2 separate regions of the Mus musculus genome follow, and region 2 is linked to region 1. The links are chromatin loops, found by intact Hi-C in ENCODE. Cell type or tissue: gastrocnemius. All regions are shown on one strand. Links, peaks and the distances in the headings refer to the core of each region. The heading gives the core; the rest is flanking DNA. Region 1 holds the start of Dennd1b (DENN/MADD domain containing 1B). Region 2 overlaps Dennd1b (DENN/MADD domain containing 1B).

What was found. Peaks named below come from ENCODE experiments on the same cell type or tissue, not always from the same donor. Only the 100,000 strongest peaks of a DNase experiment are listed, where the experiment ranks them.
Region 2: a loop joins it to region 1, with 1.8 times the contacts of the local background. A loop is called at or near these places in 3 of 42 quality-filtered maps.

Annotation. Positions count from the first base shown.
Region 1 is chr1:138,959,786-138,968,124 of GRCm38, reverse strand. Dennd1b (DENN/MADD domain containing 1B) reads right to left here and starts at 4,416. Exons shown (of 22, transcript NM_001166501.1): 1 at 4,240-4,416; 2 at 1,895-1,959. The coding sequence starts at 4,256. In gastrocnemius, for the core only: a CTCF peak has its summit at 4,885; DNase peaks (open chromatin) are centred at 4,196 and 4,515; H3K4me3 peaks cover 2,180 bases; H3K27ac peaks cover 3,421 bases.
Region 2 is chr1:139,036,321-139,044,659 of GRCm38, reverse strand. Dennd1b (DENN/MADD domain containing 1B) reads right to left here. Exons shown (of 22, transcript NM_001166501.1): 4 at 4,611-4,660; 5 at 2,617-2,736. Among named protein-coding and RNA genes, the nearest start is that of 4930596I21Rik, 63 kb to the right of the region's middle. In gastrocnemius, for the core only: no CTCF peak of the experiment used is centred there; a DNase peak (open chromatin) is centred at 4,916.

The DNA of each region.
Region 1 (8,339 bases), core at 255-8,254:
CCAGCTCCAGGAGGAAACAGGAGGTGGAGACAGACAACCTCCCCAAGCCCACCCCAGAAGCCAAGGGCAGCTAGCCTGGTGGTATACACAGGAGCTGGGAACAACAGAGACCCCATCACAAACAAGGTAGAAGGTAAGGGCCAACACTTGAAATTCTCTTCTGACCTCTACACAGACACTATGGCAAGCATGTGCTAGCACTCACTCACACACAGGAACATAGACACTACTGTGTTCACAAATCACAGGCACAAAGAATGGACTGACCAGCTTGAGGAGGGGCTGAAATTGTTTACCTTGTCCATTTATGATATGTCCCACTTTGCCAGACCATATAAACTGCTAAAATACAAATGAAGACGTCCCTGGAAAGCACTGACTTTACAGCAGCCACAAGGCGAGATGGCAATAAAAGAAGTTAGTAACAGCTGTACACTGGAATAACCAGTCATAAAAAGCAGAAGGAGCGAAGGGAGGAAGCAAGGACAAAACCACAGAGCCATTACACGAAGGTCTCGGACTCTCTAACACATGCGCAAACCAGCTGTTATAGGAAGCAGTTTCATACTTTTATAAGACTGCTTTTATAAGACCTGAAGAACACACACAATGATAAAGTGCCGATGCTTCCCAAAAGAACCTTTCCTGTTGTATAACATATCTGATGAGCATTGCTCCACACACCTGAGGTTAATATCATGGTAGTTCTTTTAAGGCTAACTCATACCATCAATACACTATAAATTTAAGTAGGGTTTGAAAAACTAATACACAAGTGTGTGTGTTCGCTGGAACATTCCCAAACTGCACAGAGGATATGGCTGTGCCTGGGGAGAACACATGGGAACAAATGACCTAGAGAGCAATGAAGATGATTTCTCTAATTGAGGAGAACCTTAGGAGTTCTTGTTAGCCTGCAAACCTGAGCAGAGCTGTAGTTCCAGCAGACCAGAAATGAAGCACACGAGCATTCTGGAGCCAAGAATGCGTGTGATTTCCTACCTAAAATTAGGCATGCCTATTTCACCACAGCTGGGTTGGGCTGGGCTCCTCTATTTTAAGGTGTGCGGAGCCAAATTACTTAAGAGTATATAATTGCTGACTTCGGACTAAGAATGTCAGAAACTTTCCTCCCAGGCTTCAGGATGGCTAACTGGTTTCCAGAAAACCCCACACTTACTGGCCTTGCCATTTGGGGCTAAGTATCCTGCTAATGAGCCCTGTACTACACACAGCCATGAAGACATACCATGCACAAGATAAGCAAAAACGAGATGCCCCTTTGTCTGTGACTGATACGCCACTCCCAAACATACAGATGTTATAGCAAAAGTGATGGAAGATGGACAGAAGTCACAATACTTTAAAAAGTAAATATTTGTTTTTCCATAAGAGTGTATAGGTCTGACCATGAAAACCTTCCAAGTTATGCCACCCATGTTTACCTCCCCAAGTGCTGTGCAACTAGAATAAACCCTACCCAAGAGGCTACTCAGCCTACACACTTCACTCCAGAAACATCAGGAGGGACTGCTGAAGGTGCCTTTGGTACTAGCAGGAGAATTTGTGTTATTTTCTGTTTAATGGTGCTGACTTTTCAAATACAGATGAAAGAAAATGGCAAAAGCATCCCTTCCCACCAAGAACAAGGGCAGTTTTGTCAACGGGGAACAAAACTGAGCTGCAGGTTGAAATCCAAGCTGCACAGATAGCATCCGTGATTTCTACAACCCCAAAGCAAAGGCCTAGCTCTCTTTTACCACTAGCAATTTGAGATAGTGGAATAGACACCTGGAGCTATCAGGTTCCTGACACTATCATGCTCCGGCAGAACACAGTAGGAACACTTGTCTGGACACACTCGATTACGTTGGGAGTAAAGAAACACACATACCTTCATTTTCAGAGGCATGACACTTCACTTTCAATACCAAGTCAAAAGTTCTTTCTGGATTTTCCCTAAAATAAAGAGAATCTTGTTATATTTACTTTGCACAGAAAAATAGCCATTATCTATAAAGCTTCTATACAAGGATATTCCTATACATGTGGGCTTTTGTGGTGCTAAGAATTAAGCCCAAAGCCTTTCCATGTTGAAAACTCCATCCCTATAATTTACTGACTTTTTTTTTCTTGTTATTTGGGACAGGGCTTCTCTGTGTTGCCTTTGTTGTCCTAGAACTCACTCTGTAGACCAAGCTAGCCTCAAACTCAGAGATCTGCCTGCCTCTGCCTGCCTGCCTCTGCCTCCCGAGGACACCACCACTCTAAATCTAGTCTTATTCCTGTCTCAGCATACTCTATGATATTCCCGACTTGGTAGCAAAAATAGACATGAAAATGTTTTATCAGTTTGATAAGAGTTATAGCTCAGACTTTGGAGTTCTGGATCAGGGGGCAAAGTGTGTCAGCTGTCAGAATGCTTTCTCACCTATAATGCACCCTGCCCATCTCAGAGTACCAGCAAATCAATGTGGGAAAGAACACTGTAGAGTAGTATTTTCACCCTCCTGAATCAAAAATGGAAAGCCAGTACACCCTTAAGCATCCTCTCACACTGTCACAGATCTAACATAGGCTGGCCAGTTTTCTCCAGAGGATAAAAACCTGATTCCAGACTCACAGACACGCTCTCCATAGATAGGATATTGTACACAGGCTTTCCTGAAATCTTTATTGTACTTGAACATGCTCAAAGTAGAGAGCTGTTCACACACTCCAAGGTAACAAAACCTAACAAAAATTATTTTCTTAATATCAACTATTTTTAAGGAATTTGGACATTGGCCTCCTCATTAAATCCCCCCCCCCACACACACACACACACACACACACAGAACAGAAAGTTTGTTTCAGTTCCTTCACAAGTACTAGTTTGGGTTTGTTTTTTTTTTTTTTTTTTCTTCCTAATTTCTTATACTACATGCTTAGCCCATTTATTTGGTACATTTCAAAAGGCAGACTGAAATATAGTGAGATACTCAAAGCAAACAAAAATTTGGTATTGTAGAGTTTCTTTCCATCAGAAGGTATAAGATTAAGTCTGGGGATGTAGCTCACCAGTGCACAGTATCTGCCCTAGAGTGCTTGAAGCCTTGGGTTTGACCATAATGGGAGGGAGAGGCAGGGGACTGTTAAAGGAAAAGACATCACAATGCACAAAAGTGATGGTGTATATTTCAATTACCCTGTTAAGACTAGTGCCTTTGTACATTGGCTTGTTTAATACATAATTTCTTTAAGATATTAATGCTATCTCTCACTTCTAAACAAACATTGATTTTAAATATATATATATATATATATATATATATATATATATATATATATATATATATATAACATGACATTCTTTAGAACTGGAGGGAAAGACAACCCATACAAATTAATTTATAAATATCCACTTCTCCACTTCCTCATCCCACCCGCTATTAACTTGTTTCATGAGCATAAACCGGGCTCCAGCTATCTTTTTTTTTAATTCCCTCATAGTACAATAAATTGTCCAAAGAGTAAGTTGTGTGTTTTTTTTTAATCACCCTGTCCTCTATGGTGTCAAATATTAAAGGAAATATTCTAAAATGTGTAACATTTCTATCTTCATAAGATATTTAGAATTTGTCTTAGGTAAATAAATCCTGACTCGGTAATACTTCTCTGCAATCTACAGGGCCTTTCACTGTGGCTCTAACACACAGTGAGGTAGAACGGAAGAGGAGGGGGCGGTCAAAGAAGACGAGATTTCTTCCCAAAGTAAAGTTTCCAGAGAAAAAGCTGCAAATACCCATCTCTAAGACACCTCCAAGCAGAGCCGCCACCGTTATTCAAATTGCTTTTTACCTACTCCCTACAAGTAAAATGGCCAATGGTGAAGAGCCACCTTAGTGCATATACCACTCTGCAAGCAGCACACACACTCAGCGGCTGCACAAACAAACACCGCTTTCATTTTAAACGAAGGGAAAGCATCAGAAAGCAACCCTGGCCACCCTGAAAAATCACCCTAAAGGGAACCACGGCGATCCTAACGCCGGGGGAGCGGTTCCCTAACCACCGCTCGCAGAGCCGCCCGCCCGTCCGCCCGCCCGCCCGCCCGCCGCGGCGCACGGCCGACCCGGCCCGGGGAAGACCGGTCGCCGGCCGGGCAGGCTTTGCGGCCTAGCGCCGACCTCCGCGCAGCGGGCCGTACCGGGCAGGCCGCACCCGGGGCCGCGGAGGCCTGGCCCCGCCGCCGCTCACCTGGTCCTGCGGTCCATGGTCACATGTCGCTGCGGGGCTGCCGTCGCCCCGCGCCCGCACGCCCGCACGCCGTCCGGGACGCGCTGCTCCGAGCGGCGGCTGGCCCACGGCGCCCTCCGCGGCCTCGCGGGGACAGCACCGCGGCGACGCCGCCCCCGCCCCTGCCCCTGCCCCCGCCTCTCGGTTCCCGCGACCCGGCCGGCGGCGGCTTCGCCACCTTCCGCGAACCAGGAAGTCGGCGGGAGGGGGAGGGGGCGCACGGGGACGCGCCCGGCGGCTGCACCTGGCCGCGCGGGCTCCGGGCAGGACCTGCCCTCCTGCTGTCCTGGGCACCGGCTCCTGCGATCCCCGGCCTGGGAAAGCACTTCTGCCCCGGGGTTCCCACATCACGACTCCCATTCATTGCAAATTGGGAGCTCGAGTGGATGCTCTGACTTCCGCCTCACTCCTGCCCGTGGCCCCGGTAGTGCTCTCTCGGAAACCCAGAGCCGCCCCCTCCTGATTCAGGAATGTTCAGACTTCATGCACCTGCTAACCAGCTCTGCCAAACTGCTCAAGGACAGGCTCCAGTTGCCGGCACATATGGGAAACACATTCCTGCCGCAGACACCGGACGCACAGCCAGGGACTTAACTTTTGAACACACAGTAGCAGGCCCCCTAGAGTGTCGTTCTAGGGGAGCTGAGAGGGCACCACGAAGGATGGAGGAGGTGGAACCTGATGTGTTTCTGTAAGCAGTGACAAACACTGGCTTGGTGTTTTCAACACCTGAGCTATAGGTAGGTACCTTAATCCAGAGCAAGAGACTGGATCTGAGATAAGGAAGCAGTAGGCAGTGGCAAAGTTGGAATCTAACCAAGCTCAGCTGCTGCTGATTCTTACTGTGGCTTCTTACTGCCTCGTCTGCTGCTGTCTCAGATGCAGGATCTACTAAGAAGACATTTAGAAAGATTTATGGTAGACGTTGAAAACATTGTCCAGGGCTGGAGAGTCACACAGACTCCTTAGGGACTGGAGAAGGCTTTCTCCCAGCTAGCATTCCCCCTTGACAAGGCTAGAGTGACTGTCATGCAGTAAGGGTTACTTCAGACTGTATCCATCCACACAGAAAGTACGAGAATGAGGAAACCAACATGGTATGAATGTGGTATGAGTCACGACACATAAAAGTCAGACACGGAGCCTTGGAAAATAAAGACTAGATTTGATCTTATACTTTCCTGCTAAAAAAAAAAAAAAAAAAAAAAAAAAACGGTGTTGCTCCATCAAGATAGAAAGATATAGTCCACAGCCACAAACCTCTTACTTTAAAAAAAAAAAAAAAAAAATGAGCTCCCAATGTGGTTGAAAAACAAAACAAAATGTCAGAGCATACTGTTTTTGTCACAGCTTGTCTTGGCGTGGGATATTAACTTCAGTTTCTCGCTTCCTACATTTGTAAAATGGGAATTATGATTCGCCTGTCACATGAGGACTGTGCTGTTCAAGTTTAAAATTGCAATGCTTCTTGTGAGATATTTGGAGAAATCAGTGAATTTCAGTTTCACAATTAGGCCAACTATACCATGTTTATATGGTTTTCCCATATAAAGATTTTTGCTGCCTAACTAACAAGTTAGCTTACTAGAAAGACTTGAAATAAATTCTGTAACTAAAAACGACTTCTGCCCCAAGAGTTCCTGAAATGTGAGAGTTTCTTCTTTCATTATAATTAATTCTTCTCCAAAGTAAACAATCCTGTCTAGGGTGACTGTGCCATGAATTCTTAGTTTGGGGTGAGAAAATAGTAACAAATGTTTTCAATGTCCGTTGTTGGAATTATATAAAATGACAGTTACTCTATAAAGTTAAGATTGTTACTTATTCAAGCTATACTAAGTATGAAGACAAAATGTCCCATATATTTACTCTGTATCAATCACATTTGAGGCCAACTACAATAAAGAGTTAGATATTATTGATCTTAATAAATAAACACAGGCAGGTATGATTTATATACATAGTTTATCGAAAATTAGTGCAGATAGAAGTTGGAATAAACCTGTCATGTTTATTGAAGTAAACCTATGTTTATTGAAACCAGTGATATAATTTTGGTAATTTTCGCTTCATAGAAAACAACATTACTAATAGAGAAGTTTATAGAAGGCAAATAATCAAATTGGTTGTCACATTTTCCCAAGATCATATTTCAGCAGTAATATTTCCTACTTGACAATAACATTTTTAGAACCATAGTAATTCAAGAACCAGATACTATAATAGTATTGGCAAGGAGCACATAACAGGACTATAGATTAGTGGCAGAGTAGTTGCCCACCACCTACAAGGTTCTGGTTTGATCCCCAGCACAAGAAGAGGAGAAAAAAAGTAAAATATATTCTTCAGCTCATGACTGTAGTAATCTAAGAATATGACCTTGATGATGAATGTGGTGATGTCTATTACTAAGTTGGTTTCAGCTTTGACACAATTTAATAGTGGGAGAGAAGGTGAATTAAGATACACTAACATGTCCATAGGCCTACCTATTTCAACCTACACTTCTGTCATTTTTTTGGTTGGTTGGTTTCGGGTCTTGTTTTGTTTTGTTTTAATAGTGGTTTCCTAGTAGTAGTGTAGCTCTTTTGATCTTTTTACATAGAAACTTTCTAAACCATTATGTTTGAGCTTTTTCTTCAATACCTGATTGTGCCCATTTTCCTCAAGCTACACCCAAATGGTCTCTGGCTGATGTCATTACCTGTTGGAGATGTGGGAGAACCCAAGTCTGGTGCAAGCATGGTTGGTCTTGTGAACCAGCTCCTCTGTTTCTCAAAGTATGGATAACCACAGAGATAAGCACGTGTGCCTTCGAAGTGACATGTTATTAGTATACAGGAGTGCCCCTTCGCAGCCCCTTCCCTCTGGGAAGAAGAAAGAGGCACACAGACTCTCAAAGGTATTTAGAAAATAATTCCAGCACTAATGTTTTAGATCTAATGCAGCCCAAGCATCTGGGCTCTTAGAATAAGTATCCGTTATATCTGTTGATAAATTGTATTTATTTTTGCTGTTAAATGTGCTTCCCATTCATCTTTTTTCTTTTCTGTGTTCCTTCCCAGATTTTTAAAAACTTGGTATTTTTCATGTTATCATTTCTGACCTCCTTCTACTCTAACCTATAGCTGGGAAGTGGTGGACTCCCTGTTCATTAACTAAACACACCTGGGCTCTGTCTGGGCTTATCAGTTTATCTCGAAGTTTAAGGTTTCAAATAACTAACTTAGAATCCAGTTTTTGAGGCACCCTGCTCCTCTACTGTAGCTGCCACTGCCACATTCCAATCGGCCATGCCCCAGAATCTAACTCTACGTGGCTTCCTCTTAACATAAGCAAATAGTTATCAATCTCAAATGATGAATTATATTAATTTTGCTATTAAGCACTTAATAAAAATATTATCAAAAACCCATGTGACGAAACATCTTTCTTTCCTCTTCTCCAAGCAATGTATCCCAAGTTGTAAAATAAATTATCTTACCTCTGACCAGCTTCTGCTAGTTCACACTTATCTCCATTCCTCAGCCTGCCAGACATTGGAAAACCTCAAACAGCCCTTGAAATGCAGAGCAGAGATTATTGGCAGGAGAGCAGGACCAGGAGATTATAATCAGAGGGCTTGAATTTTCTTCAGGGACTCTGTAAAGTCTCTCTTGAACTTCGAGAAGCATACAATGTTTGTGTAACCCTACACACTGCATGGGAAGCAAGCGCCTGACCCCACCCACAAGATACTTCACATAAATAAAACATCATCATTGTGTGACAGCCCTGCTCACACCCACTGAATGCTTCAGTAGAGTGAGTAATCACATTCAAAGAGCAAGGTCATTAGAATTAACTGGAAGGACTCAGAAAAGACTGACTAATACGATACTGGTGATCCAACAAAATCAGCAACCTCTATAAACAACCTTAATCCTGATTTAAAAGGACATTCCAAAGAACATATCCACTTGCCAGGTTTTGCTTTCCTAAAATGCAATCAGTCACTAGATAAACATGACAGGTATAACCGTACACAACAGGTGCAGGGGTGCAGGAAGATGCAGCATGCC
Region 2 (8,339 bases), core at 80-8,079, 77 kb before region 1:
TGCCCTCCTTCACGTGCTCATCATTTCTCCGACCCTCAGTAAAACCAGCTGCTTACATTTTCTCTGTGGGTGAGTTCTTTGGAAGCTTGGTCAATTGTTCTGTCAACATAATAGATGTTTACTATAAAGTTGCTAGCAAGCCCCACCTAAGTGCTCCTCTATCTACTCCTACCAACTTATTACATGAATTTACTAAAAACTGTCCTTCTGTTACATACAGTACAATATAATGACCATCCTTGTAGGATCAAGCACACCAGTCTCTAAGGTTTCAGGGTTTCCTGACAAATACAAAAAAGCTTTCATTACTGTAATACACATTTTTAAAGTGAACAGTAAGCTCCTAGAGTATTTAAAGCTTTATCAATCTTTTCAATGATTTCATGGGTGGTCAAGTACCACCCCTCAGAGTGGCCAAGCTAGCACCAAACCACTATAATTCTTCTCATGCTAGACTTCAAAATTATTTTTGAAAAGATAAATCTGAATACAACTTAAATACATTCACTTATTCATTTAATCACAGCAACATTCTAAATAAGTTGTCACAACATTACATTTCTTATTTACTGCTGGATAATTATATAAATTAGCTGTTCCTCGTGTGAAACATCCTACTCCTGAGCCACCAGAATCACTGTCAGACAACCAACAAGAGAATAAATATAAAAGATTACTTGAATAAAAAACAAATAATCAATGATGCATACCATAATACTATCTTACTGACATGTATAATTTCAATTTTCACTTCTTATATTTACATAATATAATAAAATTTTTGCAGGTAAAACTATTTCTAACTCAGGAGTCCAAATATTCAGCTACTCTCCAAAATGTACAAGTTTGAGACAACATAGTAACTTCTACAAATTAATGACAACTGGCTTACACTACATATTTTTCTCATTTATTTAACAAGTAGTATATTGTGTTTTACATGTTTTAAAATAACAGTAGCTTTCCTATGTGTAAAAACTAGTAGAAACTTATTTAAACTATGTTGAGTATTCAGTAATTATTTAGGCTTATTTATAGTTTCAACATATTCAAAATATTTTGAGTTAAAAAAAGAAAGCAGTTCAAACTCTTTAATTATAAATAGCATCTGAAATTCAACTTGAAGGTAATTGGGTAAACTACTGAATGCAGAATCAAATATAAACAAATAATGTTGATAACTTATTCTCTGGTGAGTTATCACAAACAATAGGGAACAGTGGATTACCCCACTCTAACATTTGTTTGGAGTGTTTTTATTAAATCCTAGGTCTCACTATATAGCAGAGACTCACCTCAAATTTGCAATCCTCCTACATCAGTTTCCAAGTGCTACTATTATAGGCATGCACTAGCATACAGGGCTCTCACTGACTGACAAAGGCAGCTCAATAGCAAATGAACAGAGAAGCCACTCGTTGTATGCCCGGATGTGCTGTTTGAATGAGATGGCCCCCATTCAGGCATTTGAATACTTCTGAATACTAGTCTCCAGTTGGTGGCTGTCTTGGTAGTCTTAGGAGATATGGCCTTGCTGAACAAAGTATGTCACAAGCAGTGGGCTTTGAGAGTTAAAAAACATTGGCACCATTGAAGTTGGCTCTCTGATTTCCACATTCCGGTTTGGAATTCTTAGCTGTTCCTCTCATCATGCCTGATGCATGCTGCCTGCTGCCATATTTCCCTACCATGATGATAATGACTTATTTCTTTCTCTGAAACCCTAAGTCCAAAATACAACCCATCCTTCTATAAGTCGTTTGGTTGTATCACATCCATACAAAAGTGACTAATAAACAATGCTTTCCTCACAAGATGTTAAACTATAAATTGAGTGTTATCATCTGTTGAATCTAGAATTGGCAGTATCTATATTATAATTATAAAGAATTGTACTTTTTATAGGTTACATCTGGATTCTTTGTTTACAATGACATCTTACAGGAACTAAGTTTAAATGCCTTTTATTTCAACTGCCACCATAAAATCTAGCAAGATCATCACATTCCTAAAACCCCTTCTATTTCCAGCTTATCATCTTCACTGGGATAGGAAAGATTTACAATGAACAGATATCCCTCCCTATTTATCTAAAGAAATTAGGAATATAAATTTTACATAGAACTTCCTAAAATGTATAAGGTTAACAACATCTTTTAAGCTTTTTAAAACACCCAGTGGCCTAACAATATTCTCTAACTTCTTCCCAACTACAAGTTTGCAATCTTTGCCTTAAAACCACAATTGAGTCACAAAGGCTGCATGTGTATCAATGACAGAAAAAAGCATCTTAACTTTACTAAGTGTTGTCCTACTTACACATATCACAACTCCCATGTTAATATTTGATTTTCAGAAATAAATCACAATAACTAATCCTTTATTCTTTCTTTTAAGAACAATTCAATTATGTTACTGGAAAGCGATTTACTCTGTATGTGGTACAGAAGGGAGACTATTTCTAACCTTCCTTGGATTTAGACTGAACAAGTAAAGAATTTTTTTTAAAAAATTAAGAAAAGTTGCTTTGTTTTTATTTTTTGAGATCTCAAGCATGATATAGCTGGACAAAGACACAATCTATTTTGTAGCCATGTTTTGATTATAATTACTCACCTAAGAATACATAAACAAATTCTGCCTCCAGATGTGAGCCTGCAGAACCCAAATCGCTGCTTACTTTCCATGTCTGTCAGGACGAAGGTAAAGTGCTGTCCAACTTGATTCTGAGACACCCTTAAGACATAACAATATCATGGTATTAAATCTGTGCTGGTTTTCTTGAGGATAACTTTCAAGAAGACTTACTTGTCATTGGCTTCACCTTTCTAATACTGGGTAATAAAAGCTAGAATGATGTTCTGCAACTAGAAGGGTCATGAATCTATAAACCAACTCATGAGTCATGAGTCAAGCATTACAAGACTTCTAACAGCTTATGGGAGAGCACAGCAACACAAATGCCCCACGTGGAAGTCAAAATTCATCCTAATTTTCAGAAGAGTAAGTTACCCATAAAATCTATCATGAGGTTGCAGCCATGGTTCCTCACTCTGGAGAAGAATCAGCAGATTCAGTCTCTACACTCACCAGCAGCCCTTCTCTTGTCTAATTATTCTTCTTTTCCTGGTTTTTGACTGCCTGTATAGCAAACCATGTTGGTGCATCCTTTAAAGGTGAGCACCATCACCCTGAGTCACTTCTTCTGTTGACATTCCCACCCAACGGACCTCACGCCAAGCACTCCTGTTATCTTCTTAGCATTATTTTAGAACTATCAATAAGCTGCATAATTAAACTCCAACTAAAAGAAGACAACTCCTGCTAAAGAAGCCCACTAGTGGTTGGTCTTTATGAGTTTTATCTGATTTTAAAATGCATAGAATAAACCAAATTACATGCTGCACTTCAGCATAAGGGATGATATAAAACTAAACATTTACTTCTGCTTAAAAAGCATCAACATACTTCCAGATAGTGGCTCAGAAAACCACAATAGGACTTCATGTTCTTTGCCCCAAAATAAAATATTGATAACATAAATTTTGGTTTTAAAAGAGTCATATAGATTTTAAAATTAAATAAATTACTACCAGTATTCTAAAACTATAAATTGTTTTGTCACAAAACAACAGTTATTAAACAAGTTCACATATAAATGGCCAGGACAAGTACATATCTAGTTTTATACATGTCAAATAAATCCTCCAGGGATTAATATGTCCTCTAGTTTTCAAGATTTATAATATCCTCTTTCAGTTTTTCTTCCTCTATTTTATTTTCACTATTGATGTAATACTATAATTTTGAAATTAAAACAACTAATTCTCCAGAAATAAAGTAAATAAATAACTTTTTATCAGCTATATTTATTAGTATCAACTAACCCACTATCAGATCTCTTTTCAATCTATATACTAAAAATTCAGTCTTACTAATATTTGGCAAAATATCTTCATAAAATGATTTTTAAAAACTTTTTACAGTACACTCTTAAAATACAACTAATACTGATCAGTCACATGAAAAACATAAATGTCATTATTTCTAAAGAAAGCTCTATTATGCTAACTTCCAGCTGCATATAAGTTCAGTTAGTGTTGGCAGTAAAATATAAGCACACTGGAACTGTTGAAGCTACTAGGGAAGTTTCCCACAGCCGCCCTCAGTAGCACACTGTTGTGTGATGCTGTTCTTAGAAACAACTAACAAGTTCCCAGCACTCACAAATGCTCTTCCAGTGGGATGAACCTGGAGCGAGCAGTAAAGCCCTGTTTCAAAGACCTTCTGAAGATCATAATCAAAGACCAATGACATACTTTTCTCTGCTAGTACTTACACTCTATACCTGAAATATAAGGAGAAGAAACATAACCTGTGGTCAGGTTATTTTAAGAACACCTATCTGGCCATGGTGGAGAAGCAAAGGACAGAATAACCTGAAAGGCGATTTTACTGTCAGCATTATCTAATTCGGAACCTCACACCTGCCATATTTGCATACAAGAAAAACAAAGATATGTGCCAGTTTCTTAAAATGTATATTTAATCATTTTGAAATGTGTGCTAGCAAAGAATAGCTTTATCTTAACCAGTAACTTGTACTATACCTTTCCACATCGAAGGGAAAACAGAACTTGGGCACGCTCTGCAGAACTTCCTAAAAATGCAAATTCAAAATAAAGAGGGTGCTTTAGAATGTTTTTTAAACATGCAGTTAAAACTTTTTGAGATATTTTCAAGGGGTGGGTGAAGTATTTTTAAGACAAAAGCACAGGTTCTCAGACTGAAATAATTGATTATTAAAAAGGAATTAAGTGTGTGCTTTGGCAGATTGCACTGACAATGCCCGGAAGCCCCAGGAGGGAAAGGCCTGGCCTGAAGGGTATTAACACCCTTTGCATCCCCGCTGGGATCCCCTTCAACAAGGCCATATGGGTCTCACAAGGAGCACTGCACCATATGGGCAAGCTGTGTCTGCTGCAACTAGTACCACAGGCTAGCCACAGGGACTTTTCACAGATTCTGGCTCAGAAATATAAATGTTGTTTCAATTAAAATGCAGGCAGAGAAAAGGGAATGGAGTTGGCAGCAGAATGAATGACTAAGAGGCCTGACAACTCTGTACGTCCCACAACACAAGGGTTAAAAATATTCAAAGATCGTATAGATTCTAAAATACACATTTATATCTTAAAACACTTGTTAGTAAATTTATTTCAAATAGCCCTCTTAAATGTGTAACTTAATACAAGTATCTATTATAATATAGCTAAATATTAAGTATTTAAATAGAAAAATCCATGTTTTATTAAAACACTAATCTCATTAAGATTTAGAGATAATATTTATTAAAAATTACAACAAAATGCAAATAACAGATAATTGGAAAGATAACGGAAGATGTATTTTGATGTATCTAAGCAGCACATTAAAGTTTGACTCTGAATCTAAAGTTCCACCTACAATTAATTACAGACATCACACAAACTAAAGGCAGAGATTTTATAAAGGAGCAGAACCTGAAGACAATTCCTATTAAGAAGCAAAGGAGCAAATATCTTAGCAAATCTGTCACTTCTACAACTGCCTTTTCCCAATAAAGCTAACACCCAGTAAACTGAGACAGAACCAAACACATACACCTCTGCAATCACAGTCTTGAGTACTTCCCATCGACTTTCTTAACCTGAAGCAGTGTGTGTGTGTGTGTGTGTGTGTGTGTGTGTGTGTGTGTGTGTGTGTGTGCAATTATTAGTTAAAAATAAAATAGTGTAGGAATACCTAGGAAAGCTTCAAGAGAGCTCACGCACAGACCAGTAAGAAGAGAAAACAAGCCTTCAGCCTCAGGGCAAGTACACAGGCTTGCTATGAATGTGTGCCATTAAAAGTTGGAGCACAGGCCCATGTTTAGAAAAAGTCATTTTACTCTTGATAATATTTTGCTAAATATAATTAAAGAAGTCACTAGACATGAAATAAATTACTAAAAAACAGTTTATTACAAACGAAGACAGTTGTTTTTATTTGACTGTTGCTTCATCATTATCTTGTGTCTCATAATGTAAAGTCATTTACCATATTTACTACACCTATAAATAATGGTCAGATAAAGTCCTACAAAATTAAGCACATAATTCGGAAACAATAAAAAAACACTCAAAGTCAATATCTGCCTCTAAATATATGTATATTAGCCGCATATTTCACATCAATTTTAATGCTCAAATTAAAGAGGACGCCTCCCCTCAGCCTTAGTCTTCCACAAAGGCCCCTCTTTCCATAACAGCCACAGCTCGCTTCCCAACTGGCAGGAACGTCCCTCAGGGGACAAGTCTTTAAGCCTCCTCACTCTTTAAAATTCAACCAGCCAGCAGGTCTATAGAGGAGTGTATAAACAGTATAGAAAAAAATCCTCCTCTCAGCTCTGCCAGTGACAGAGCAGCTATGCTGCTGACAGTATAAGCAGGGGACACCCAGATCAATGGCTGAAGTCCTGCCACTCCTAAGACTGGATTTCTTCTTAATTACAGGTGCAATATAAACTAGAGTTATGGGGGGGGGGGGGTGAAGAGAGGGAGATGGGTTCCGATTCAGCTTGTGCTCCTTGAGTCATTTTAATCATAGTGATAACTGAAAATGATATTTCTACATATATTAGAAATAACTGAGGTTTTATATTCTCATTCTCTGTTACACACACACATACACACACACACACACACACACACACACACACACACACACTCACATAGAGTTACTTCTAGATATGTATTCATAGGTTTGCCATACTACTCACCATAAACACGAAATACATTTCCTGTGCTACTGAAAATTTTTATTTCTACAGAAATTTTATTAACCAAGAAAAAGTTTAGTTTCAGAATATTTTTAATAAAAATATATTATTCTCACATAAAGATAATTGCTAACATATGTCAAAGATAAAAACAAAAATAACCCAAAGAATGAACTAGAATACGAAATTATCCAGAGGAAAGTACCACGGGCAATAATGGATATTCTGTACAAGTTCCAAAATAAGACAGCTAGCTATCATATTAGTGATTGGAAATAATTCATGGAAACTTCTTTACTGAGTATGTAGCTCACTTGTAGCTTTGTAAAGAAGCCACTGCTGTGAAAGAGAAAACACCCTGTTAGATGGACAGTCTGCTCACCAGGGAAGCTGCCCTGCAGAGTCTAAGCTCAAACAGCAGCTAAGAAACTACTGTTTCTTAAATATTCTAAAGTCCACGACGAAGCCCTAGATCTGCTTTGGACAGGCTGTAAGGTGAAAGTCACCATTTCTGTAACCTACTTCCACTTCCCCACCACTTCCTCAGGAACAAACGGTAGTGCTCTCTGAAGTTCCGTACTCCCCTTTTTCCTGTTCTGCATAACAAATCTGATCTACACAAATGACTTCATACAGCTTAGGCATTTTTATGAAGTCTACAATTATTCATATATTCTTTCACACATCACTTTCTTAATAGTCCAACCTCTCACATTTATACTCTTTAAGGTTGAAATTGTCTGAGTTACAGCCCTTGAAATAGACAGTGATAGAATCCTCTCTAAACATACCCAAACCAATAGTGTGGCATCATTTAGACCCCTCCTCTCTCCCGTACATAACCAATCATTCACCAAAACCACTAAGTCAATGCCTGCTCCCCATAGTTAACCTCCAAACCGCCACTTCTGAGACTTCATTCAGCTAGGACAGAAACACCCACAACTGGGTAGGCTGCAGGTTGGAGTGCCTGGGTCCCCTCTTCTGGGGGTCAGAATGCCCAATCCTGAAGGCTTCCTGTGGAAATCACTGCTCCTCCGATTAAAACTGTAATTGATCCTAGAACACTGTTCAACAGGGTACATAACAGCAAACAGCTGAACACACAGAGCAGAGAGACAAGGCAGGTTATCTAGGCACTGTTTAACTCAACAGCACCCTCCAGGAACCAGGAATCTTCTCTCCTGGTTTACTCTACTAAGCACACTGGCTTTGGTCCTTTCCATGTGCTTGTAGAATGAGCCATGAGCTTTCAGTACATCTCACAAGGACACAGCAGCAGTGTCCAGCATCCAGAGGAAAAAACTTCTCTACACTCACTTTTCTAGAGCTTACTAGACCAACAACCCCTTCCTGAACTAACCATGGAAGGAAGTGGTTACCTACCAGCCTTGCCACAGACATGCATGGAAGCACCAGAATTCAGTCTCACTAGCTTTCAAATGATCGTCACACAGGAAATTTCAGTAAACTTATGTTTGTAAGGCTCTGCACAATAACAGTATCAAATAATAAATTTGCATTAAAGTTCTTAATATAA